Linked DNA regions of Mus musculus: regions 2, 3 and 4 are each linked to region 1. The links are chromatin loops, found by intact Hi-C in ENCODE. Cell type or tissue: gastrocnemius. All regions are shown on one strand. Links, peaks and the distances in the headings refer to the core of each region. The heading gives the core; the rest is flanking DNA. Region 1 overlaps Cmss1 (cms small ribosomal subunit 1). Region 2 overlaps Cmss1 (cms small ribosomal subunit 1). Region 3 overlaps Cmss1 (cms small ribosomal subunit 1). Region 4 overlaps Cmss1 (cms small ribosomal subunit 1).

Evidence for each region. Hi-C counts contacts between places; a loop is a spot of excess contacts. Peaks named below come from ENCODE experiments on the same cell type or tissue, not always from the same donor. Only the 100,000 strongest peaks of a DNase experiment are listed, where the experiment ranks them.
Region 2: a loop joins it to region 1, with 2.6 times the contacts of the local background. A loop is called at or near these places in 16 of 42 quality-filtered maps.
Region 3: it touches region 1 in a loop (2.8-fold over the local background); 6 of 42 quality-filtered maps call a loop at or near these places.
Region 4: it touches region 1 in a loop (2.5-fold over the local background); 4 of 42 quality-filtered maps call a loop at or near these places.

Annotation. Positions count from the first base shown.
Region 1 is chr16:57,395,807-57,402,082 of GRCm38, reverse strand. The region is part of intron 1 of Cmss1 (cms small ribosomal subunit 1); the gene reads left to right. The region is part of intron 1 of Filip1l (filamin A interacting protein 1-like); the gene reads right to left. Among named protein-coding and RNA genes, the nearest start is that of Filip1l, 46 kb to the right of the region's middle. In gastrocnemius, for the core only: a CTCF peak has its summit at 3,245 (motif pointing right); a DNase peak (open chromatin) is centred at 3,262; H3K4me3 peaks cover 428 bases; H3K27ac peaks cover 2,403 bases.
Region 2 is chr16:57,574,920-57,581,195 of GRCm38, reverse strand. The region is part of intron 1 of Cmss1 (cms small ribosomal subunit 1); the gene reads left to right. Among named protein-coding and RNA genes, the nearest start is that of Cmss1, 29 kb to the left of the region's middle. In gastrocnemius, for the core only: a CTCF peak has its summit at 3,466; no DNase peak of the experiment used is centred there; H3K27ac peaks cover 2,374 bases.
Region 3 is chr16:57,318,991-57,325,266 of GRCm38, reverse strand. It overlaps Cmss1 (cms small ribosomal subunit 1), which reads left to right. Exons shown (of 10, transcript NM_025599.3): 2 at 1,724-1,803. Among named protein-coding and RNA genes, the nearest start is that of 4921517D16Rik, 9.5 kb to the left of the region's middle. In gastrocnemius, for the core only: no CTCF peak of the experiment used is centred there; no DNase peak of the experiment used is centred there; H3K27ac peaks cover 1,397 bases.
Region 4 is chr16:57,345,835-57,352,110 of GRCm38, reverse strand. All of the region lies in intron 1 of Cmss1 (cms small ribosomal subunit 1), which reads left to right. It overlaps 4921517D16Rik (a long non-coding RNA gene), which reads right to left. Exons shown (of 4, transcript XR_001781913.2): 4 at 3,919-4,856. Among named protein-coding and RNA genes, the nearest start is that of Filip1l, 4.3 kb to the left of the region's middle. In gastrocnemius, for the core only: no CTCF peak of the experiment used is centred there; a DNase peak (open chromatin) is centred at 2,935; H3K4me3 peaks cover 50 bases; H3K27ac peaks cover 4,666 bases.

The sequences.
Region 1 (6,276 bases), core at 613-5,612:
CTCTAGAAGGGCTGGTGGGAGCATTGTTCAGATTTGTTTTTCTTTCAGCATGTCTGTTCTCCGAGGTCCAGAAACAATGGAGACTTTGAAAGTGAGTCTGAGGTCTGCTCAAGGGCTCTTTCCTTTTAAGGCTACTGAGCTGTCTTCTCGGAATGTATTTGGGATTTCATGGGTTGGGAAGGAGGAGGCTGTATCAAGTAAACATGTCGTGAATTTCTGCTTTGCAATTTAACTTACTAAACAGACAGAAACCTCTGAGTATTTCCTGTGTATCTTAAAGGACCAATTTGTCACCAACTCCAGGCCTCCACTGGCTTTTTCCAACTTCCCGTCCCAACAACGTCACACAAATGCAGTGCACGCTGCTCCCTTTTTCTTTCTAACTTGGAAAACACTTCTCAGGTGTCGGACCAATGTGGCTTGCCAGGACCGTGCTGGGTTCAGTGCTCTGGGGTCTATTGACTTCATTTATGACATAGCTGGTTTTCATTCTTTAAGTTTTAATAAATACAACCCTAGGTTCACAGAACTTGCTTAAGGTCCTCGGAATTCTCCACAGGCCACAAGGGTCTGGAATGGAGGAAGGAAGACACTGATCAAAGACTTGGGAAATGTTCACAGTTCAAATGGTGCACATGGTTTCTGCTTGGCGCTTTTCTTTAACATCACAGTCATTGAGGGAAGGCTGGCAAGTGGCACTCATGTATAAGAATCACTTCTAGTAAGTTCCATGTTGTGATCTACCACATACGACTCAAGTGACCAAAACAGCTAAGTTTTGAAGAAATTCTGCTGAACTTTCACAGAGTGACTAGTTTGGAAATCAAAGGTTTGAATCTTGATACTGCTTGTGCAAGATATACCTACAAATATATGTTGGGCACACATCCAAGCCATGTGCATAGCAGAGTCTGGTGCTGTACAGTATGTATTGTAGAGATACATTGTATGTAGACATACAGTGTGTAATGACACAGAGAATGATAAGGCTAAGGGAATAAGGTGGGGGCATATAGACAGGAATGCGGTGGAGATACACACTGAACAGTTAGTGTGATATTCTCTTGGCAACTTGTTGGGGATGCTGCCTCTCTGTTGCTCAGAATGTGGGTGATGCTGTGTGTGTGTCAGCATCGAAAATGCAGATTTTCTAGGCCCATCCATTCCCTGCTGAATCCAAATCTCTTGAATGGGGACGAGCTAGCCATCAGTGTTCTAGTAAACTGCTGACGTTTTGCCCCTATAGCTTGAAAACCACTACTCAGAAGTCCTCTGGATGATTCTAAGGCATACTACAACCTCCACCATGCACAGTGTGGGGAGCTTACATGGCTTTTCCTCTCAAAGAAATCCTTGTCTCTTTCCCTTGCCTATGTCTCCACAGCTGACTTCTATCTCGTGCTTCTCATAGTTAGTTAGGAGCTGGCAGGGCTCCCTTGATTTTCTGTGGTGTGTGTATAATACCCAAAATGCCCTTCCACTGCTCTTTTGGAGAATTTTACTTCTCCTTCTCCCTTTTTGAATGAGAGTCAATCACTCACTTGTAGAAAACTCAGTGTGCTTCAGGTAGCCATTACACATTTCTTTCCCTCCAGGGGTCTCAGTCGCAAAGAATTCATAGAGCACTAAAGTGTTTTGTTTATGTGGGCAGTCATTTGCCATGTGGTGAGATTAAAAACAGACTAAATAAATGTTTTGGTAATGTCGTGGGTAGTGGTGATTAAAGCAAGAAACATGTGAAGCTGCCTGTTAGCCACCCGGGGTCCAGTTGGAATTCTGAAGTCCTGGGGTACACTGGCCAGGTTACTTTATGACTACCTTCATAGACCGTTATCTTATTTACTCCAAGGAGAGTCTGCTTCAAGAGACTGTTTTCTTTCTTCAGAAAAACACATGAAAAATACGTGTCCCAAATAGACTTGCTCAGGTGCACTTTTGCACGGAAGAGCAAGCGTGGAGTCTAACTCCCCCTCACCGGACTACTGAGAAAGTCACACAGAATATGGGAGCCGTGCAGCCAGAGTCTGCCTGTGTTTCCAGATCTCATCTATGAAATGGGAAAAACTCCTGTGTTCACAATTTGACCCAAAATAGGGGGTCCTACTTCAAACAGAATAAACTGTGCCATCACCACACACACACACACACACACACACACACACACACACACACACCCTTCCTGTCCCTTCTCAGCACATCTACAAGTTGTCACTGGCTTGTCACTTTTCTGTCGCTGTACAAAGCACGGTGACCAAAGGCAGCTTAAGGAAGAGAGAGTGTATCTGCGCTTGCAGTTCCAGAGAGACGAGGGCATTGTGGTGAGGAGGCGTGGCAGCAAGCGGCAGGTATACCACAGCAACCAGAGAAGGAGGCTGCGGGCTCCCATCTTCAGTGCACAGACACAAAGCATGGAAGGGGCAGAGGAAACAGCGATCGCCTTTCAGTCCAAGGCCTGCGCCCAGGGATATACTTTCCCCACAAGGCCACACCTCCTAAACCTTCCAGAAAAAACACCAACATCTGGGGGCCAGGTAGTCAGATGCCCCAAACTATGGGAACCATTTATCATTCAAGCCATCACATCCTCCATTGACTCTGGATCTTTGTCTGTTGAGCTCACAAACTCAGTTAATGTCAGCAGCTACCCACACAGTTCTGGCTTGCAGTGCATCAGCTGTGAGGGTCTGATGGGATATTTTGGACTCAAAGCTTTTTCTCTCAAAGTCGAAAAACTTATGTATTATGTTAAAGGTTAAGCCAAAATTGCTTTGAACATAGATTATTTTTTTCTCTTCTTCACTTTCTAGGGAAGGAACGTAGTACTCTCTGGCAGTTGACCGTGTTGGGGCTGAGTAATTAATGTTTTCCTGAGGAGGGTTCGTTATGAGAATAGAATAGAATTATCTTCTTCTTAAAGGAATATTTTTGGGCGTCTTACAGACAATTATCTTTTACAGGACATAATTCAGATGACCCAGGTATGGAAAAGGACAGTTAAGTATTCAGCGTGAGAGGGACACGTCATGTGCACGGCTGCAGGGCACTCATGTAGCTATCCTAAAGGAGGTGCTCATGACAAGACGGTGGGAGGCTAGAACAACAGCGAAGATAAACCTGACCGTGACCTTTTGTGCAAGCACTCCAGCACAGAGAAGACTATCAGAATTCCATGAATTAGTAATATAAAAAACATTGTGTTTTTTTAATCCATAGGTTATCAGTCCAAGAAAAGTTCAGCTTGTTCTCACCCTCATCCAGCAGGTGGCGCTATAAAACAGACGGATCTGATAGATCAGGGACCAGCTTGTGATCCAGTCCTAACTTTACCAAGTATCTACATGACTGTCACCAGGTATCAGTTGACAAACTTGGAAATCTCCACAACAGTCCAGTACCTCCACACTTTGTTTCCGTTTAGTTTCTTATCTTCTGTAAGGCTGCTGCTTCGGTTAAGACTGGCAGCGTTAGGCACTCGCATAGCCATTAACAGAGTGCTCTCAGCACCAGCAGACTCAGTGGTGTCCTTTACAAGAGTGCAGCTGCATTTCTGCACCTGGCTTTAGAATGGAGCCTTTCTTCCATCTGGGGAGAAAGCCACCGTTCTCACGATCCAGGTGTAGGTCTGGTTAGCCTCCCTGCTTGAGAACGGACCTATTAACTGCTTGAATGAATTATCTTATTTGTGCAACGCTCTTACCTCAGCCATTTGCTGCCTATTCTACTCTGGGCAAGCAGGGGATTAGAAGGCAGGAAGGGAATTGCCCATTGTGTCCCAAATGTTTCTTTTTAGAAAGACAGTCTACTGTTCTCTAAGAGTGTGTGTGTGTGTGTGTGTGTGTGTGTGTGTGTGTGTGTGTATGTGTGTGTGTGTGTCTGTGTGTGTGTGTGTTGACATGCACACAGTTGTGTGTGTGTGTGTGTGTGTGTGTGTGTGTCTGTGTCTGTGTGTGTGTGTGGTGACATGCGCACAGTTGAGACAGTGGCCCAGCCAACAGGCTGGTGGCTGCTTGCACTGCCTCCTGGGGTACCAGACAAGCTTGTACTCCTAAGAACTTTCACTGCTGCTTCACGGCCCTTAATAGTTTCCTGGCACAGCCTCTCAGGGAATGTCGTCATGGTCTGGGGGAACCAATAAAAATACGTCGAACCTGTTTTGACAGATCTCATTTCTGCCAGAAATTTCACAATTTGGGGTGGGGGCGCAGAGTAGAGAGCTAGTCCATTTGTGAGGGTATAATCAGAAATTCGCTCTAAGAGAGCAGAAACAACCACGCTGGACTAGAGGGAAGACACAAGGCTATCCAGCTCTTTCTGACAAACTCATAGGGCAGTTTGTACCTGCTCGACCCTGCGAGTGTGAGTGAGCATGCTCTCCTGCTCTTGCTCCTCACTCTCTCCCTCCCCCTTCTCAATTAGCATCCTTCTTAACTCTCTATCCTCAAATAGAAAACCCACGCATTAAAATTAGCTTCAGTTGGTTACGGATACACACTTGACCATAATAAGGTCAGAATAAGAGACTGAGGTAATTATTACCAAACGGCTTGTCCTAAATACTCTGGGCTCACCGTTGTTATAGCCAAGCATGATCCTGAATCTCATTAATGTGAGAATCATTGACCTTTGCCTGCGGAGTAATAACTGGGATTTGATTTGGGGAGGAAGGGGCTCGGGTTTTTTCCTCTTGCAAATTTTGGGGAATCTTCATCACCATAAGACTAAAAAAGTGTGAAGAATATAGAATAAAGCTACGAGAAACATCAGTAGTAGTCTGAAACATCAGACTCTTCTCCTTGGGTGTGCTCTTTGTCATGCCAGTGCTGGGTTGGCATACTCTGCTCCTCCTTAGGACGAGAGTTCAAGTCCCATGGCCTCTCTCTTCTCCACAGCCTCTGCCTCATTCACCACAGAGTAAGCTCACATGTTAGCTTAAGGCAGTGACTTCCGCCTCAGCACCATCAATCACTGCGCGTGAGTGGAAGCTTCATCTCGGGGTTTTGTCTGTGTGTGATGTTTCCTTTTTAGACTCCTGTATGATCCCATCTTTTGCTCCTGTTTCTTTTGCTTTTAGTTGGAGTTCTTTCTGTAAGAGAAAAGGCTTGCTTGAGGGCTTCTTACTGTGAATGGTGATGTTTTGTTGTTTTTATTTTGCTTTTCTGAGACAAGATCTCTCACAGCCCAGACTGGCCTCCAGTTCACGATGTGGCCAAGGATGCCCTTGAACTGTTTCTGATCTACTGAGCTCACAGGCCTCAGCCACCTCTTCTTTTATGGTTTTATAAAAGAGCGTGCTTTTTTACTTACATGGACCTGTATCTCCAAACTTCCAGTTTTGGGCTTTTCTCCTGTTTCAAACATGTTACTATCAACTTGTACCGGAGAAATAGAAGAAAAACGCACTGTTTCATCCTGACTTTCTCTTTCTCCATCTGTAAAGGATTTGCTTTTCTCCAGCTAGCTGGGCGTGACAATGTAGGTGCAGAAGAGAGTGAGGGACAGGGACCTTGACCTCCTGTTTCCTGTAGGAGAGTTGCCTGGGCAACCATCAGTTCCTTGGAGCCTCTGCCTCCTGCCGAAGATGGGTCCCTCCCTAAGAGAAAGAGGAAGTGGGGGTACTAGGTCCTCGCTGCAAGCCTACCGGGGTTCCTGACCATTCACTAAAACATACCAGAAAGAAAGAATAGAGGAAGTTCGGGAAAGCTAAAGCATGAGGTTTCCATACTAATGTCTAGTCGGAGACCAGGCCAGCTTTAATGTTCTAGAGTCCAGGATGGAAACCAGACTCCTGACAGATCTTTTTAGTCCATGTTTAAACCTTCATTTTACTGAATTCCAAAAGTACCGTCCCTAACCCAAGCTATTTCTCTCAAGTGGTTCTTGTCCAGTGCCCCCCACTTATTTCCACTGTCATGTTGTTCTTCTCACTTGGTGTCTTCCCCTCACCTGCCTCTGGTTCTTAGCTTCCTCCTTGGTCGAAACCTCTCGGACAGCTTACACCCTGGAGAAGTGATGAGACTTCCAAAGGATTCAGAGGCAAGGGGCACCCGACTGCATTATTTCCCACGTGTGAACCATGACCCTTTAGTTGGTGTCCTCAGCAAAGCTTTGCCAGATGTGATGATTAAATTGTTGTGATCTAACATCCTGAACCATACACTAACAATGAACGTAAACGCCTCTTCCCTGCAGAGCTTCACAGGGTCATCTGTCCCTATCAGGCGAGTGAGCTCGGTGTTACCTTTCCATCCTTCGATGCTAATCCAGATGTGCAGGCTG
Region 2 (6,276 bases), core at 913-5,912, 180 kb before region 1:
AGTTTGGGTTATAATGCTTCTCCTATGGGTCATGGTCGCTCTTTTGCTTGCCATATTTGAAGCTCCTATAATTCTATTATATAATAATTATGTTAATTCTCTATACCAACTGGTGGCCCCATCCAAAGCTCACTCTTCATGCTTGGCATTTGTGTACTTTGCCTGCAGAGTCATGCTTTAGGGTAGGATGGAGACTGAGACAGCCTTGTGTTCTTCATGATGATGATAACATGAGAGGTCACGTGGTCTTTCTCTGCCCCATAGGACATGCAGCCCTCCCACACCTGCTATTTGTGGGTCTTAACTTTTCACAGTCACTGGCTATTGGCCTAACAGTAGCTTTAGGATTCAGGAAAAGTTGGAGGGAAAAATAAATCACTATTGCCTGTTTTATTGAATGTTTTATAAGAAATGAACTCTGGGCTAGGCCTCTAGGGGTAGATTGTTTCAGTTGATGAGAATTGTGAATATTATCCAGATAGAACAATGGTGGGTGAGCCCTTCCTGTGTTTAAGTGCATTCTTAGGGTGTTGGTTGAAATGGCATCTATCTGGGGTAATGTTAGGCAAGTGTGTCTGTCACCATAAGTAGTAAAATACAGTTTATACTGACTGCTTTCCCTTGCATTGAAGTAGTTTCGATGGACAGAAAATGGGGCAGTGAGAGGCATGTCTTTACCGTGACAGTTTTGTCACATACTAATGAAAAACCTAGAAAGTCTGTTTTAGTTTATCTCTAAAACTAACAGAATTCCCCCCACCCCACACGTTAGGGTTGTCAAAAAATGAAATATTTCATAAAGGACTCATTTCCTCTTAGCCCCCCCCCTCCACTCCCCCATTATGTAGCTTGATTAGCTAGAAGCCTTCTATGGAGACACAGAGCGCTTCCTGTCACTGTATTCAAGGCCTGTCACAATCTAACTGGTCTGTTCCCTTCCTGAGAACCATCTCGTTCCTGTCACTGTATTCAAGGCCTGTCACAATCTAACTGGTCTGTTCCCTTCCTGAGAACCATCTCGGCTGCACTATGTGTGGCATTTAAACAATGGGATGTGGTCTCGCCTGCATGCTCCAGGTCTGCCAAGTGGGCCTTTCCTAGAAACATCCGTGGACCACCTCAGCTTCTCGTCCCTGTTCATTTCTTACCTATTCCTCAAATCTAATTAAGCCCCAGCCCCCCAGAACCTGCAGTGCTTAATGTCTGTTTCTACAGCAGAGTTGTTTTGTCTTTCAAATGTAATAGCTTCCAGTGAGGGGCAACCTTGGCCTCTACACAACATTTAACTATGATTAAAATATTTTCTTGTTTCATGAGGCATCTAAGGAATAAAAGCCAGAGGGTCTTAAACATCCTATGATGGCAAAGAACAACCCAGCCATTGTCTTCAGCAGGGAATTATTAGACCCATGCTGCCATTAGTCCTGAAGTTGAGTGCTGCTTCATTTGGTGGCTTGGGCTTATATGATGAAAGGTAAAAGAAAGTCATAGACTCTTAGGGAAGGAAACCAGTGTGAAGAGGTCGCCATCTATTAGGCCTCATGTGCCAGTGAAAGAAGTCAGTTTTCTGAAGAAAAACAAAGTTGCCCAGTAGATTGTCTATATATCAGCATTATTCCTAAAGGTTATAGATATGTGACAACTCTCACAGATAATTTACCCATTTTTCAGAAGTTAGAGCCACACATGATTTTAAAATCTATTCCTGGTTGTCAACTTGACAATATTTGGAATGAACTACAATCCGGAATTGGAAGGCTCACCAGTGACCCTTATCTGGAGGCTTGGAGATCCTTATCTGGATCTTGGTTTGAAGATCTTGAGCCATAGTGGCTATGGATTCCAGAAGATTGAATCTCCGAGTTAAGGAACACACCTTTAATCTGGGCTATGCCTTTCATCTGGGATTAAAGGTGTGGTGGAACACACCTTTAATCTGGGCTACACCTTTTGCTGGAGACAATATAAGGACATTGGAAGAAGGGAGTCTAGCTCTTGCTCTTGCTCCTTCGCCTGCTTGCTGCGTGAGACTGAGTAACTGCTAGATCCTTGGACTTCCATCTCTTTTTTTTCACAAAAGTTAAAAGACTTGTCTAAGGCCCTTACCACTCACTGACAAAGGCATGTGCTGGAACTTGGTCTTCCACTGAGTGCCTCTAGCGTACGCTCTTCCTAGCCTACTACTCAGTTCAGTGCAGCCCCCTCCATCTCCAGCGAATTGGAAGTATTATATAATTTTCTACTTGTAAGTGTTGTGTGGAACTCATTCCTTGTTCCATTTCCTCAATACGTTATCAAGGGATGAGTGTTATACTACACAGTGTTGACGAGGATCCACACAGTATGTTTTGTCATGATCAGTATATATCCATGCATACATTGCTCACTTGTATCCATGTAATGCTTGGAAGAAAAGATACCACATGTGAAGAGATTGTTTGTTACTAAGTCACATGAGTAACTTGTCTGGTAGTAAACCCACCTGCACCTATTCGGAGAATGTAGGTTCTGTGAGTCTTTAAGGCCTATGTTCATACATTGTGTTTTTACTTAAACATGACTAGCCTATATAAAAAATATAACAAAACAGTCTAGGTGTGCTGGCACATGCCTGTAACCCCAGTACTGAAGCAAGAAGGTCAGTTCAAGGTCATCCCCAGCTATTAATACAGAATGTGTTTTAGGCCAGATATGAAACCTTGTCTCAACAAGCGAACAAAACAACACACACCCTGTACCACCATGCCCAGGTTTATTTCACATGACTCCTCAGAGGTAATCATGCAGAATCATTTGCTAAGACCTCTTCCCTCCTTCGCCTTCCAATCTGAGTAATACTTTAAATAGAAATTTTAAAATGAGGCTGTAGTTAAAGAGAATTTCCCTGCGATGGCTGACTGATGCCCAAAGTTAGCCAGGAGTGAATCCTTATGATAGCCTGTTGTCCTGATGAAATGTCAATGAATTTGTCAATTCTGCATAGGAACAGTTTTAATTCATTATCAAATTATTACAGTACTCAGAGGTGTTAGACAGTTCTCTCAGTGGACTCTGAAGATTCTTTGGGATGCCTGCTTCTCTGATGTATTTGACTACTTTTAGCTAAAAGTACTTCTTAGCTTTGATAGTTTAAAGGGTCTCTCAGAAAGGAAAGGGCTTGGTGTTTAATCTAAATAAAAATCAACTTAACAGCACTTTTGTTTTGGGAACTTTATTAGCAAGTCACTTGTCTGTCTTATGTTTGCTGGGTTTTGTTTCTTTAGACTGCACTCTCAAGAGTGTGTTCTGGACCCAGAAAGAATAGGGATAAATTCAGGACTTGGGATTTGGGGAAGAAATGGAGCTTGTTGGTATCGGGCCACCTGCCACAGATCACTTAAAGATTTAGTTATTTGTACTTTACTAGTTATGAGACTGGGAACATCCCACCTAATAAATACTAAACCTCATTTTTCATTACACCCTCTAGAGGGCAAACTAGTCTCACTTCCTGGGGCAAGTATAAAATAATCCAAGAGTAGGGGCAACACTTGCCAGTAGCAATATACAGATTTCTATAGCTGTGAAATTCTAACTTCAGGCTGCAAACCAAGCAGATTATTAGATTGTAGCTTAGGATAGATTCTTGTTTTTAGAGAGTCCAGTTTGATTCCATTTGGGGACAGGGGTGGGGTGGGGAACAATGTTAACATTAGGAGAATCTCATAAGGATGTCTTGGCTTTAACTTAGTTACATACAGATCGTAAGAAGGTTGCTGTGGTTGGGAAAGTACTAAGGTGGCAGAATGCTTGGCTTGAGTATAAGAGGCCCCAGTTCAATGTCCTATACCACTAATGCCACAAAGGGAGAAAAGAAAAGCATGTTTGATTCCTCTATTTTTGCTACATGTGGTTTGTCCAATTATATTTTCTCTTGGCACTTCAAAATAAAGAATGAAATTCTTAGAACATAAGAATGTAGAAATAACAGAAATTAATGTAACTGAAGCAAATAAAGTCCTTTCATTTAATATGTCTAAAGACCTACTTTATATATACTCAGTATGAAAGAAGCTGTAAAATAGTTTTCAATTTAGAGTTATTTGAATAAATAAAAACATCACAGAATCTTTGATTATAATGGTTTGAAAATAAAAATACCCTTCTAGAAGGAAACAAACTAGTCATAGGAGGCAGAGGCTGGGAGGGAACTGAAGAGGAGAGAGGAGCGGGGGAGGGGAATGAGAGGCAGGATCAGGTTTGGGAGAGAAGTCCAGAGGGCGGGGAGAATGAATGGAAATCTGCACCTGGGGTGGGAAAGGAGAATCTCTAGAAGGTCCCCAAGACCTTGGATAGGAGAGGCTCCCATAAGTCAATGCTGGTGATCTTAGCGGAGATGCTTAACAATGGGGATATGGAACCTGAAGAAGCCACCTCCTGTAGCTAGGTAGGACCCTCAGTGGCAGAAATTCAGACCCACCCACAAAACTCGACTCAGAACTTGTCCCAACTAAAAGAAATGCAGGGATGGAGCAGAGACCAATGGAAAGGCCAACCAATAACCGACCCAACTTGAAACCCATCCCATGGGCAAGCACCAATCCCTGACATTATTAATGATACTCTGTTTTGCTTGCAGACAGGAGCCTAGCATAACAGTCCTCTGAGAGGCTCTACCCAGCAGCAGAAAAACAGATTCAGGGACCCACAGCCAAACATTAGATAGAGATCAGGGATACTTCTGGAAGACTTGGAGGAGGGATTGAACCCCACATGAAGACCTACAGAGAGTCAACAAACCTAGACCCCTGGAAGCTCTCAGAATCTTAGTCACCAACTAAAGAGCAGACACAGGATGGAGCAAGGGCCCCTCTACCCCCAGCCCCCATCTCCCAGCACATTTGTAGCAGACAGGCAGCTTAGTCTTAATGGCTGCCCAGTCCAGCCTCAGTGGGAGAAGATGCACCTAGTCTGTCATAGACTTGATATGAGGGGATACCCAGGGGAAAATACCCATGTGGGAATACCCAGGGGTACCACCCTCCCAGAGGAGAAGGGGGTGAGGGATAGGGTGAGAGACTCAGGGAGGGAGGGATGGGAGGAGCAGTGTTTGGTATGTAAATTAAGTAATTAATAAAACAAAAGTACCCTTTTAGGATCTCAAAGACTGCATGTCTAAAGCCTCAGCATTGTAAAATAGAATTGTGGGGACCTTCCAATTAGAATTTATATAGTCCTGTCACCATTTTGCACAGGCATAGGTTGAGAATCCCTAATTGGAAAACTTGAAACCTGAAATGCTCCAAAATGCAGACCCCTTGAGCACTTAACATGACACTATAGGAAAACAAACCCTTCATACTATACAAGTTCATTTGTGCATAAAATTATCTCAAAATATTGTATAAAATTATCTTTAGGTTCAGCATGTAAAAGGTGTTTCCATCGCCAAGCTATCTTACATGTATGAGTGTTTGCATATCCTTAAGGAAAAAAAAAATCCAAAATCTGAAACACTTCTGGTTCCAGATGAGAAATCCTTTTATATATGTAAGGATGCATTCTTTATGATGAGATAACCTTTTAGTAAAGATGGTTATGTGATTTTTACCCATAAAGAACAATGACATTATCTTGGGAGAGGTTTTGCCTTTACTTGCTTTTATGTTTCATTAGGTTTTTGTTTGATTGATTGCGATGCGGCCTTGTTCTGCAGCCCTAGCTGGCCTGGAGCTCGTCCTGCCTCAGTGTGCTGAGTGCTGGAGTTAGAGGTGTGCCATCCTCTGTTCTGGGTAGTTATTTAGCTTGCCCCCACCATGGAAACTTGTCAAGACTTTGCTACGCCTTTTAAATGACAAGCAAACTTGCCAGGATATTTAAGTATGTGGTGGAATTCTACAGCTTAAAAAGCTAATGAAATTAGTGGGGCTGAGTAAATGAAATTTGGTGTTGAAATAGGGACTCTGACCAATGAAAGAAAGTAGGAGCTCTTGGGGCTGAGGAGACATCTCAGGAGTTTCAAGCACCACAAGCACTTATCCATACAGAGACACGCATACATACACATAATTTTAAGAAAATAACAATAAAAGTTACAAAAACAGTCTTCAATCAGCCATTCATGGATAGTGCGCCTCTGCCTTCACACATTTCTTACTAAGAGGAGTTCCCAGCATAGCATCACTTCCTTTGCAGGCATGTTCCAGTAATTCAGTGAATGGAAATTCTGTAATCTCCCACACAGACTCTCTCATTCCTCTCTCCCTCTACACACACACACACACACACACACACACA
Region 3 (6,276 bases), core at 605-5,604, 77 kb after region 1:
AGATGATCCTCGGAGGTGTGTGTGAGAAAGCAGGCTGAGCAGATTGTGAGAGCAAGCCAGTAAGCACCGTTCCCTCGTGGCTGCTTCTTCCGTTTTGCTTCCAGATTTCTGCCTTGACTTCCTGCCCTGGATTCCTTCAGTTGTATATTAGGAGTTGTAAGCTGGGGGGAATAAAACAAAAACAAAAACAAAACTTTCCTCCCTGAGCTGATTTTGTTCAGCATTTTATTATAATTGAAACCTAACTAAAACAACTTTCTGATAACTTGTGGGACCAATCTAGCTTTCTTTATTACCAATATTTGCATGTCTGTCTTCTAGCCCTTTGAACTTGCCAATACTTATATTTGGTTTAAGTTTCTTACAAACAACATATAGTTCTGTCATACTCTTTAGGTCATTCTATTATTATGTTTATACCATTCACTTTTTTAAAGATTGTTTTTTTTTTCTTTCTGAGTGTTTATGTGTGTATGTGCACATGTGTGCCAGTGCCCTCATAGGACAGAAGAGGGCATCAGGTTTCCTGGAGCAAGAGTTACAGATGGTAGTGAGCCACTGAATGTGGGTGCTGAGAACCGAACTCAGAGTTATCTCTTCAGGCCTAACACCATTTATTTGTAGTATGATGATTGATATGTGAGAGTGTACATCTGCCGTTTTATTTTTCTCCTTTCTGCTTACTGGTTTTTCCCACGTGTTTTCTATGGGAAATGGATGATCTCACTTTGTTTTCTCTTTATTTTATTGTGTATCTATACATGCTCTTCAGAGGTTGCTGCACTGAATTATTAGTACAGATAAATATGACCCTGCTACTACTCAGCTGTGTGGAAAGTGCTAGCTCTACTTGGTATCCTAACTTTAAGAAGTATAAATAGGAAACTGCTGACTGCCCACTAGTCTTCCTCCAGTATCGGCCCAGTGGGGTGGGAAAAACAATTCTTTTACACCATGGGAACTTAGAAGTTAAGGCCCCCAAGGTGTCTCTATTGGTGCTGCAGAAGTAGATGAAGAACCCACCACTGGGGGAAACTCCCAGCTCCTTCCCTGATCATCTCTGAAAATACCCTTGTGGTAGTTGGAAAAGAATTTAAGGCATCTTTCCCGCCTACTTAGGTTAGAATCTGGGCCTTTGCTGATAGGGATAGGGACATTTTCCCGTAGCATTTTGTTTAGCTTAAGTAAAGTGGTTATTGTATAACAGCTTTCATTCCTTCAAAGCCGATCCTTCAGGGGGTAGGGGATGGTTGTACTTGATCAAGCACACACCCCAGAGCTTCCTTTCAAAAAGTAAGTCCCAATTTCTAGATGTTGCATCACGTCTCACCATCATCACCACCACCAGAAACAAGGTCTCTCTTTGTAGTCCTGGCTGTCCTAGAGCTCACCATATAGTGTAGACCAAGCTAGCCTCGAACTCATAGAGGTCCTTCTTCCTCTGCCTCCTAAATGCTGGGATTAAATGTGTGCACACCCTACTCCTACCCTGCCTCCTTGTTGAACTATTTCCTAATCACACCATAGGGGACATTTCAGACGCAAACTGTAACACATAATTAAATATTTTCTAATGTCGGGTGATCTTTAGTTTTTCAGATTCTAAACAAGACGGGCATCTGAATGCTTCAATTTTGAAGCCAAGAGATTAAACCTCCAAGCCAGTCCTACCAAGGTTGTATCGAATGAGAGAGACACTCTAATTTTTTTTATCCCCTTTCAGAGCAATCAGGTGGTGAGGAAGGAGGGGACACGGAAATGACACAGCAGGACACAGCTCCGGTTCCTGAGAAAACCCAACAGGTAATGGTCACTATGAGCATCACAGCTCTTGGCTCTGAAGTCGACCACAGCCACTCCACACCATTTTCTTGACCCTAACGTCAGCTGTCACTGGATTCAAGAAAGCTTTTACTTTCTTTGCCCATGAAAAGACCATGTTTTCCTGACCATAAACCAGTGAGGTTTGTTTTCTCAGTTGCTTTTATATTTTAGTAGGAAAAATAAAATGTATTTAAGGGGCTGGAGAGAAGCCTCAGTGGTTCAGAGCACTTGTTCCTGCAGAGGAGCTGGTTCAATTCCCAGAGCTCGCATGGTAGCTCACACCATCTATAACGCTACCTCCAGGGGATGCAACTCCCTCTGAACTCCAGGGCAGCAGGCATGCATGTGGTGCACATACAGACATGCAGGCAAGCACTCATACAGATAAAATAAATATTAAAAAAATGTATACAGTGTAAACAGTTATGTTGACCTAGGGTTTTATATCATATCCCCATTAAAAATTCAGCCTTGTTCTTGTGGACTCGGTCTTCTAATAGCACACACAGCATAAGGAGATGGAACATTACCATGCACACAAAAGCACTATTACCGTCCCAGATGGTATCTCCATGATACTGCTGTGTACAGAGGACCCTTGGAGCCTTGAGACCTAGTCTCGCCTCTCAGACCTGTTTTAACTTCCTGCCACAGATGCCTCCCAGAAAGGCTCCACATGGACATTAAGAGCTTGGATCTCCTCTCTTTTCTAGACTGTCTGTGCAGTCCCTCTGGTAATCCCATGGCTCCCTGTGAGTCCTCTTCATTTGATTCTTCCTCTAGAATTCATCCCTGTTTTGCTTGAACTGGACCACACATTTGTTTTACTGAGTCCACACCTCCACTGTGCCAGTTTGTTTGTTTGTTTCTCTGTGTATACCTGGCTGCCCTGGAACTCACTCTATAACCCAGGATACTCCTGAACTCAGAGTACCACCTGCCTCTGCCCTGAGTGTTGGTGCTAAAGGAATGCACCACCATGCCCATGTGCTGCTCCTTACCTGAGCATTTTTTCATACTTAGTTTCCTCTGTATTTCTAAAATCTAAAATTCTTCATTCTTGTTAAAACAAGAAACGGTCCATTAAAACATGTTTGTTCTCTGTTTCTGTTATAATGGTTTAGATAAATGGGTCTGCTGTCACATCTTTAATCAAATACCACTCGGGTTGTGGACTGAGTGGGGTCTCCACTGGAGAGTCGACCCTGAAGCCCACTCATGTGCTTTTGACTCAGTCCTTCTACAAGAACCCAATGCATTGCAACCGGCTTCCTCTGTTGCTCAAAGAAGTGCTGAGCAAGAGCCCTAACCCTGAAGCCTTTATGGCATCGGCTTGGAGTTGATGCCTTATTATTTCTGCCATCTTCTGTTAGTCTACTTCCAAAGGGGACAGTCACAGAGGGGCCTGAAGACATTGAGGATGATCAGGAATAGACTTAACTCCTCCATTTCTTTCCAACCATGAAGCTAAAGGGGAAGCAGAGCCAACAACAGCGGTGGAACGGGCATTGGTCGTTTTGTTCACAAAGGGGAGGCAGGGAAATAGCACAAGGAGTCATTGTTCAGAGGAACAATTTGACAGTGTTTCTCTCTTTTTTAAAATTTTTATTACATGTATTTGTGGTGGTGGTGGTGGTGGTGGTGTGTGTGCATGCATGTGTACATGCCACAGCATATAAGTGTGGAGCTTATAACTTGAAATCACTTCTCTCCTTGCTCCATGTGGGCTCTGAGAATTGAGTTCAGGTCATCAGACTGAATTGCTCAATTAAGTAGTGAAGCCCAGAAATAATTCTTCGAGTCTTTGTTCTGCTTCATGTTATTTTTTCCTGTAAAGTCTTGTATTTACAACTGAACAGTGTTTCTAGTCTGCCTCCTGACCAGAAGCTAAGGCTCCCAGGAGCTCTCCCCATTTTATCCTCTGACCCTGTTAACACAAGCTAGTAATACTAGGAGCTGTGGGACTCACTGGTGGTTAATCCACAGGTAGAAGCAAAAGACTTTCCCCCATAAGCCCATAAAAGGCTATGTTAGGCCCTTGCTGAACATCAGAGAGGCCATGCGGGCATATGGTTTGGGGGAAAGAGCAATCTGCGAAGTATAACCTAATTTTATTAGAGAGTTCTTCCGTGACTGAGTCATGCATAGCTCTCCTTTACACATGGTTTTGTTCTCCGTGCTTTGAAGTGGATAAATCTAGAATAAGTTATTTTTTTCTCCAAAAATCATATTTTGATCATATTCACCCTGTTTCCCCCCAACCCCTCTCATATCTACCTCCTACATCCCCCTCCTCTGTTTTTACTTTTATTAAAAATAAAAAATAGCCTACCGAGTCCAATTTGTATTGCCCATATACTCATGGATGTGGAGCAATCCACTACATGGTCAGTCCTCCTGGGAACACATCTTAAGGAAAAGTCACTCTCCCTCCATTAGAAGCCATCAGCTGTCAATAGTTAGGAGTTGGGACTATGAACCCAACCTCCATGCTAGAGTGCTCACCGGCTTAATCTTGTGTAGATCTTGTGCAGACAGCCAGAGTTTGTGAGAATTCATGAGCACAGCAGTCCCGTGTGTTTGCAAGACACTGATTCACTGTAGTCCTCCGTGATCTCTGGCTCTTAATAGTCTTCCTGTCCCCTCTTCCGCGATGATGGTTCCCAAGCCTTAGGGATAGTGACAACGTTCCATTTGTGGCCGAGCACTCCATACACTCATTCTCTGCACTTTGACTGATTGTAAATTTATTAATTAATCACTGTCTTCTGCACAGAGATGCTTCTCTGGCAAGACCTGTAAGCTCCGATAACCTGTGATTACTGATATATTAATTCAGGGAACAGTTTGATGCTTGGTCCATTTATCAACATAATAGAACTAGGTTCACTCTTGGGGTCTGTGAGCGCCACAGTTATACATCTAAGTGATATACCATTCCAAGTAACAAAATGAACTGCTGTGCCACCTCTTCATTCACCATGTGAACCATCACTTTGCCTGGTGATGTCTATACATCCACGCGGTATATACTTCCTATCCATCACTTAATAGCTGGCTCGGTTGTCCATGGACCGTGGTGGCAACACAGTGCCTTTGTTGCAGTGTCCCTTACAGAGAGCCTGAAATACAGCACAATGCCTATGCCATCCACCTCAGGTCACACAGACATTATATCATCATCTCACATACAAGGTGAGAGAGAAAGACCACACTTAACATAACTATTTCATTATGTTATTATTTTAATCTAACTGTGCCTGCTTTTAAACTGTTATACGCAATTATAGAAATAAACCAGTATATCCTGAGTTTGGTACTGCCCTTTAGCCTTTTGGTTTTGAAGGATAGCTTTTCTGGATGTGGTAATCTAGACTGACAAGAGTTTTTCTTCAGGGCTTCTTTGCTTTCCTTCCATGCCACCATTGAGTTTAGAGTGTATGCTTAGAGATCTTTGGTTATTCGGATGGGTTGCTTTGATGTGAGTCAGAGCCTTCTTATCTCGCTCTTCCTTTGATGCTGCTCTTTTCAGCACACTTGCTATGCTAATGAGACTGTGGAGATGAAGTGTCTCTTTTAGCCATAACTGAGAGTTCTCGGAAGCCTCCTGTAGGCCCATGTGGCTGTCTTGTTCAGCAGTTCCTCTCTTGCTCTCCCTCCCCTCTCTCCTCTCATAACCCAGTTAACCCCCTGGCCATGTTCAGCCTGGACTCTTCCCTTGGCCTGCTTTCTCCCTTATCTCTGCAGTACAGATCATCTCCATACCTCAGGAGCCATCATGGCCTCCTTTTTCTTTCACGTTTTCATTCAGGAACCTCATGGCAGCCTTCCTGCCTCGGCCTCACAAGGGCCGGATTGTAGGCCTGGGTCTGGTGTATGCTTTAAGGGCTTAACTAATTACATCCAGACCTTTGCTTAGAAGAGCTGAATGCTCCCTTGTTCTATAATTGGATGCTTATGGCCATCTGGCATCTTCTGTGACATATTAGTGGCCTTGGCCCAGTTTCTTATTGGCAATGTACGAACATTAAATTGACATTAATCTACATCCACAAGACAGCTTAAGTTTCTAAGTAAGTGAGACAGTATCTTTATTTTCTTAAGCTGCAAGGCAATTAGTCTTTACAGGTTTTTTTGTTTAAACTGTAAAGAAGCTAAAGATTAATGATAGCCATGTTATTTTAATCTCAACCCTTTAAAATCTACTCTACTTCCTAAAACAGTATCCAAATACTGTGTCATTGGTCCAATGCCTTAAGTTACAGTCATTATATCCCTCTTTGACTTGAGGCTATAGGCATTCCTAATCTGTGGGTTCTGTTGTTGTGGTCGTCGTTGTCGTCATTATTGTTGCTATTGTTGTTGTTTGAGATAGGTCTCACTTTATAGTCTGGCTGTCCTGGAACTCACTATGTAGACCAAGCTGGTCGCAAACTCACAGAGGTCCTCTGC
Region 4 (6,276 bases), core at 588-5,587, 50 kb after region 1:
TGTTTATGCTGTGTGTCTATGGTGTGTGTGTTTTTATGGTGTGTGTGTGTGTGTTTATGGTGTGTGTGTATGTGTGTGTTTATGGTGTGTGTCTATGGTGTGTGTGTGTGTTTATGGTGTGTGTTGGTGGTGTGTGTGTGTTTATTGTGTGTATGTGTTTATGGTGTGTGTGTGTTTATTGTGTGTATGTGTTTATGGTGTGTGTGTGTTTATAGAGTGTGTGTGTGTGTGTGTGTGTGTGTGTGTGTTTCTAGGTCAGAGAACAATTGTGAGAATCATTGCTCCTGCCACGTGGGTTTGAAGGATCAGGTTCAGCACCTTTACGCTCTGACCTTTGCACCAGCCTGTGCTCTTCATTTTAATTAATACACTGAAGTGAGTTCAGACTCACAGGAAGTATATGTAACATAGATAACCTATACTAATGCTCTTCTTTGGACACTTCATATTTGCAGCTTCCCTCCCCCACCTGTGTGTGTTTTTTGCATGTGTGCATTATATCCTGAATTGATTTATATGCTTCAGTGTGGCTATCCTGAAAGACAAGGATACACTCCTATACAATCACAGCAGAGCAATCAAAATCAGTAAATTAACATAGATTTAGTTCTAATCCATTAATCCTATTCAAGTCTTCACAAAAGCCTTAATGATATTCTTTAGAATATCTTTTGATCTGTAGTGGGTTACATTTAATTATCATGTCTAGTTCAAATTAAATTATGCTATGATTGTGAAATATACTGTGAATTTCAACAGTTAGCAAAAAAATCAACTGTCTCAATAATCTTTATATTAATTGTATATAGAAGTTATAAAATTCTGATATATTAGGGTACTTTTTTGTCCAAAAAACAGATGCAATCCAAGTGTTTTCTAGGTGGCTAAGTAAGTACAATGTCATAGATACATACAATGTAGAATTACTGTGGCTTAAGAAAGGAGACTCCAATACGGGCAGGCTACAATACAGATGAACCATGGAGACCTTATCTTCAGTGAAACAAGCTAAGTTCAAATTGACAAGCTGTTAGGATCATGCATCTGTGAGTTACCTAGAATTGTCAGATTGACAGAAACAGAAAGGAAAATGGGGTAACCAAAGATTTGGGAGGGGAGCAAGAAATGGCAAGGGTTGTTTCATGAGAACAGAATCTCATTCCAAATGATCACAAAGTCATGGAAATTCACTGCGGCAATGGTGGCAGGCAGGTGTGACTGTACATAATGCTAGTCACTCGTGCATGCAAATGGGCTCCTGTAGAAAGAGCTGAAGAAGGGTGTCTTTTTATTGAAAATTGTAATAGCACTATAGACTCAAGAGATGTAAGCCATCTATGAAACAGCCACCATTCATTGATTTGCTTGTCTTGCATTTCCACCTGGGCAGAACCAGCTGACCAAAGACCAATTGTTGTCACTTCTTATATACCTTCTAAAATGAGATAATCCTAATCTTAGGTTCAAGCCTGGAACTGGTATTCTGTCCATTAATTCAGTTTTGAAACTTGAGACCAAGGACAGATGCTCCAAGTCCTTCCAGCAGCCTCCATATCACAGTAGCTGCTGGAAATGGACATCTGCACAGGATGGGTTTGAACGAATGCTCTTGGCTAATTCCTGGGCATGCTGGCACCTGCCCAGTGACCGGTCAGTCAGGTAAGCAAGAATCAAAGAAAAAGTGTTTATAGTCTTCACTAACTCTCTGTTCTTGTCTTCTGTTCTGTGGTCGTTTTGAACTGAAATGACAATATCTTAGTTCTATTTTTAGCATTGATACTTTTCAAGTCTGTGAATCGATGATCTAAAATGATTCCTGAGAACCGCCCATTGCTTCTCTTACTAGACTTAAACAAGTGATCACTGCTAGCTCTAGTACAGTGAACTTTAAACTACTTTGTTATCCATCTTTTTTCTTTCTGTGAACTGTAAAATTTGGGGAGTTTGTCCTGGAGATAGTTCCCACACACCCTAATGCCTATTTCCCTTATTTTAAATCCTGCATCTCCTCTTTCCCTTTGTCAGCTCTGCACTGCAGGGTAAAGTGCCCACCACTGTTCTCCCAAAGCCGGATACACACTCCCTCCCTCACTCCCAACTTAGTGCAATTGCCAGCATACTTGTCTTTCCCAAACTAGAAGGGGGTGGGGCTTCTGGAGTGCACATTGCTCCTTCCTGGTCCCCAGCAATCCGAGGAAAGACTGACAGAGCATCACAGACTGCTTCAACAGGTAAACAAATGATGTAACAACTCCAGAGCTAGAGAGCTTTGAGTCACTCTCCGGGCTGGGCATGTGGTACAGGGGTGTAGCACTTGTCCCCTGTGTGCAAGGGCCTGGTTTCTGTCCCTAGCACTCATAAAAAGTGGTAGCTGAACAGCATCTCAGTGACCTAAAAAGTAAGAAATAGGAAAACTATGCAATGTTAAACTTTTTTTCTAGCAGTTTATTACCAGCAAAAGTTTTAGATTTAAAATTCTTGTATGACCCTTTTTCCTTGCTGTTTCATAAGTGCGGGGTGAAAGAGATTTGTATAAATAAAGGTGTGGATAAGGCACAGAGTAGAAAAATACCAAGAGAACAGTCTGCTAAGCAGGAGAGCCTCTGTCCTTTGGCTTGTACCTGAGGCAGCTTTGTGGAATGATGAGTATGATAAGATAGGCCTCATATCTTTTTGAAGTAGAAAATGATAATAACAGGTTAAGTTCTTGTGGTTTTGATGAGCAAGATGTGTCCTTGACCTCTGAAAATTGTTTTTGCAAATAATCTGCCCACTCGGGTTTCCAAGGGCAGTGTCTCCTTGTCCCTCTGGAACGCCAAGACACCAGGTGGCAGCTGCTTCAGCTCTGAGGCAATCCTCAAGTGACCTACTTCGGGGTCATTATGCAATGGTCTTCTCTTGGCAGAGCCACCATCATCCATAGCCTTGCCCATTTTGTGTCACTACATAGTTCTTTCCCATCTGCATCCATGCACCCTTCCAGTGGGCCTTGGCTCATTGAAAATTGGGGCAAAGGAAAGGAAGAGACAGTTGCAGCAACTCTCCCTAGTGAACCAACATGTGAATACAGACGTGCATGAGTGAACCAGCATGTGAATACAGACGTGCATGAGCGCAGGCGTTCGCCTCCCTCGCCCCTTTTAGAATGGCGTCTTTTGCTGGTCTTATTTTCTTCCTTACACAGATGATAAAGAGAAGTTAGGCCAGCTGAATCTCTCCAAGCTTTGCCTTAACTCCTATTGATTCTAATGACCAGAAACAGGTCTGCATATCAATAAGCATGTGTTTAATTCACTTAACAGAGACTTACTGGCTCCCCATAACACACTGTCAGCAATTGCACTGGGTGTTGGTACTCCAAGGACAAAATAAAATGTCATCCTGGCCACCGTGAACTTGGTCCAGTGCGAGAGGCAGTCGTGCAAATCCCAGGTTTTAATGGGCTGTACTTTTCAGTGCGGGGGCTGAATAACACTGGTGGAACCTTTTAGAGGTGGAGGTAGCAAAGTCTTCATGGAATGGGGTATAAATATTTGAACAGTACACCCTGGGAAGAGGAGCAGGTCTCTGCCCAGGAAGTAAGCGAGGACACAGTAGAAACCAGACACCCTAGCAGGTACCATGGATGGCTTCGCAATAGCAAACTGCTCCTTTGCCGCAAGAACAGGGCCACTGGGGCCAGCTTTGGACCAAGTAGACTCTTTGTCTGGGCTTGGATGATTGGAGTCTTTTAGATGCGTGAAATCTCCTGTGCTGTGTACACAGTGGAGAGCAACCAGAGGCATTTTCACAGGACATTAGTCCGGGAACTAGAAAGAGGAAAACACATAAGATTAACCCTCCCCCAAGAACTTTTCCTAGGACTCTGAATGTTTCCCCTGAAATGGAACTTGGATTTCATCTAATCCTGGTCTTGTGTTTTACTCATGAAAGCTGTATAACCATGTTCAGTACCACTGGGTATCCTGTATGGTGGAAGGCCTTAAGCAGACACTTACATAAGAACCTCTTCACAGCAATCTCTGATTAGCAATGTGTAGTGACTGAGGAGGCCAAGCCCCGTGGAGACAAGGAGTGGGTGAGGCTGTCACGAGCCGGGAGACCAGTGACATTCATTGCAAGTAGAGTATTTAAACACCACAAGGAGACTCTGGGCTGGGGGTGACGATAGCCTGACTCCAGGTAGTCTGCACTGTGACCTAATGGAGAACTTAATGAATCACATACATTGCAGCAACCAAGGGGAACTTAGTGGTCAGGGCTGAGCACCATGGTAGGTGACTGAAGGAAGGCTGCTTGTCATCAGCATAAGGCCTCGTGGCCCACTCTAGAGGCCATCCAGTGAGTACCCGGACAATTCTAGACCTGGTGGCTGGGATCCTGGTAACCTGCCAGGCTTGGTTTCACTGGGCCCAAAACCAGACCCAATATAGTCTTGGGATCTTCCATTTTAACCACTGGGCAGGATTGAGAGGCAGACTTGATACCAGGGTGTCACCAAAGTTGCAGGCAACTGCACAAGGTGATGGCCCAAGACAGAGTCAAACGACAAGGACAAGGGTGTTCCCTTCGAGTGGCCTCACAAGACTCTCAACAGTCCATTGTACTCTCTATTCTTGCTGGACTTTAAGGTTCTTTCTAATTTCCCCCCCAAGTTCAGGAACACCAAGCCACACACATAATGGCAGCTTTGCCTTCAACCACAAATGTCTTTAAATACGAAAGAACTGCCCAGTCCCCATTCAGACCATATTGTGTGCCAAACCTGGTCTTTTAAAGCAGTCCTTTTGAAATGCTCTAATTGTAGCCATACGTTAGGTCTCCATTCTCTCAGCCTCAAGTCACTCAGGGTGGTCCTAGTTAAAATGAAGCCATGAACAAAGTCTCACAGCAATGCAAGATTTACAACGGTATAATTGTATTTGTGGTAGTCAAAACACAATAAAAAAGATGCTCTTTTGTCTTCTAACTTTATTATTTGCAATTATATTCATTCATCCATTCAGTGGTTACTTATTGTGCTTAGACACTGTCCCGAATAGTAAAAATATGTTTCAAGGAAAAATTATCCATCCTCACCATTTTGGAAATTGGAGTCTGTAAAAGAAATGAAATAAGTAACTGGTCTGCATAGCGCGGTGGGTAGAGTGCTTGCTTAACATGTAAGAGGTCTTGAGTGAATATACACTGGGTATTGTATACTCGAATCCCAGCATTCAGGGGGGTCCGAAGTTCAAGGCCATCCTCAGGTACATAGGAAGTTCAAGACTAGACTGGGCTACCAGACTCTGTCTCAAAACATAAAATGTAACCATAATGAAAGTGCCCTGGTAAAAGAGACAGGGACATGCCTGTTCCAGTTGCCTGGGACTTCTCTAAAGAAGGTACATCTGTAAGACCAGTGCTATATAAAAACAAAGAAGAAAGCGCCTTCCAGGCAGAACTTGTAAGGCCCTGAGGTCACAAAAGGCATGGTTTACTGTAGGGGCCCAGGGAGGTCAATGTGGCTGGAACAGGTCAGCCACACTCTAGGGAACAAAGGAGAGAGGACCTGAAGAAACAAATGGAAGCCAAGGCCTGGGAAGCCTTCCTGTAGCTCCTACTGGAAATAGTGGCCTCACTGTAGCACAAAGGAACACACAACATGGAAGCAGCTCAGCGAACCACGACCCAGCCCTGCTGCCAGAGCCCTTAGTGATTATTCAAAGGCAGAGAGAGACTGAGTCTTCCCACACTGGCTAGAGTCCTGTCTCACAGTCTTTTGCAGTTGGCTAGTTTTAAAAGAGTTAGCAGAAAGGAAAGTAGTCGGAGGTAGAAACATTTGAATAGAAGTTGTATAAGGGAGACAGAGAAACAATGTCTTACAAGGTAGGAATCTCATCAGGGAGCTCTGTAGACACAGAACTGGTAGAATGAAGAGAAGTGGAGGGAGAGGAAACTTTTAGAGTGGCTTTCAGGCTGTGATGGAGCTAAACCAACACTGGCTGTCTATCAAGGGGAAATCTAAAACCCAGTAGTTGTTCAGTCCACAAGGCTGGATGTATCAGCCGGTCTTCTGAAGAAGCAGACTCTCATGCCAGTGAAGGAATGGACTCGTTAGCGAGGCCAAGAGCAAGCAGGCAAACAGCAAACTTCCTTCTCCCATGTCCTTTACCCAGGCTGCCACCAGAAAGGCTGGCCCAGATTAAAGGCAGGTCTTCCCACCTCAAAAGATCTGGATTGAAGGTGTGTCTTCCCACTTCAAATGATTTTGTTAAGAAAAATCCCTCAGAGTTG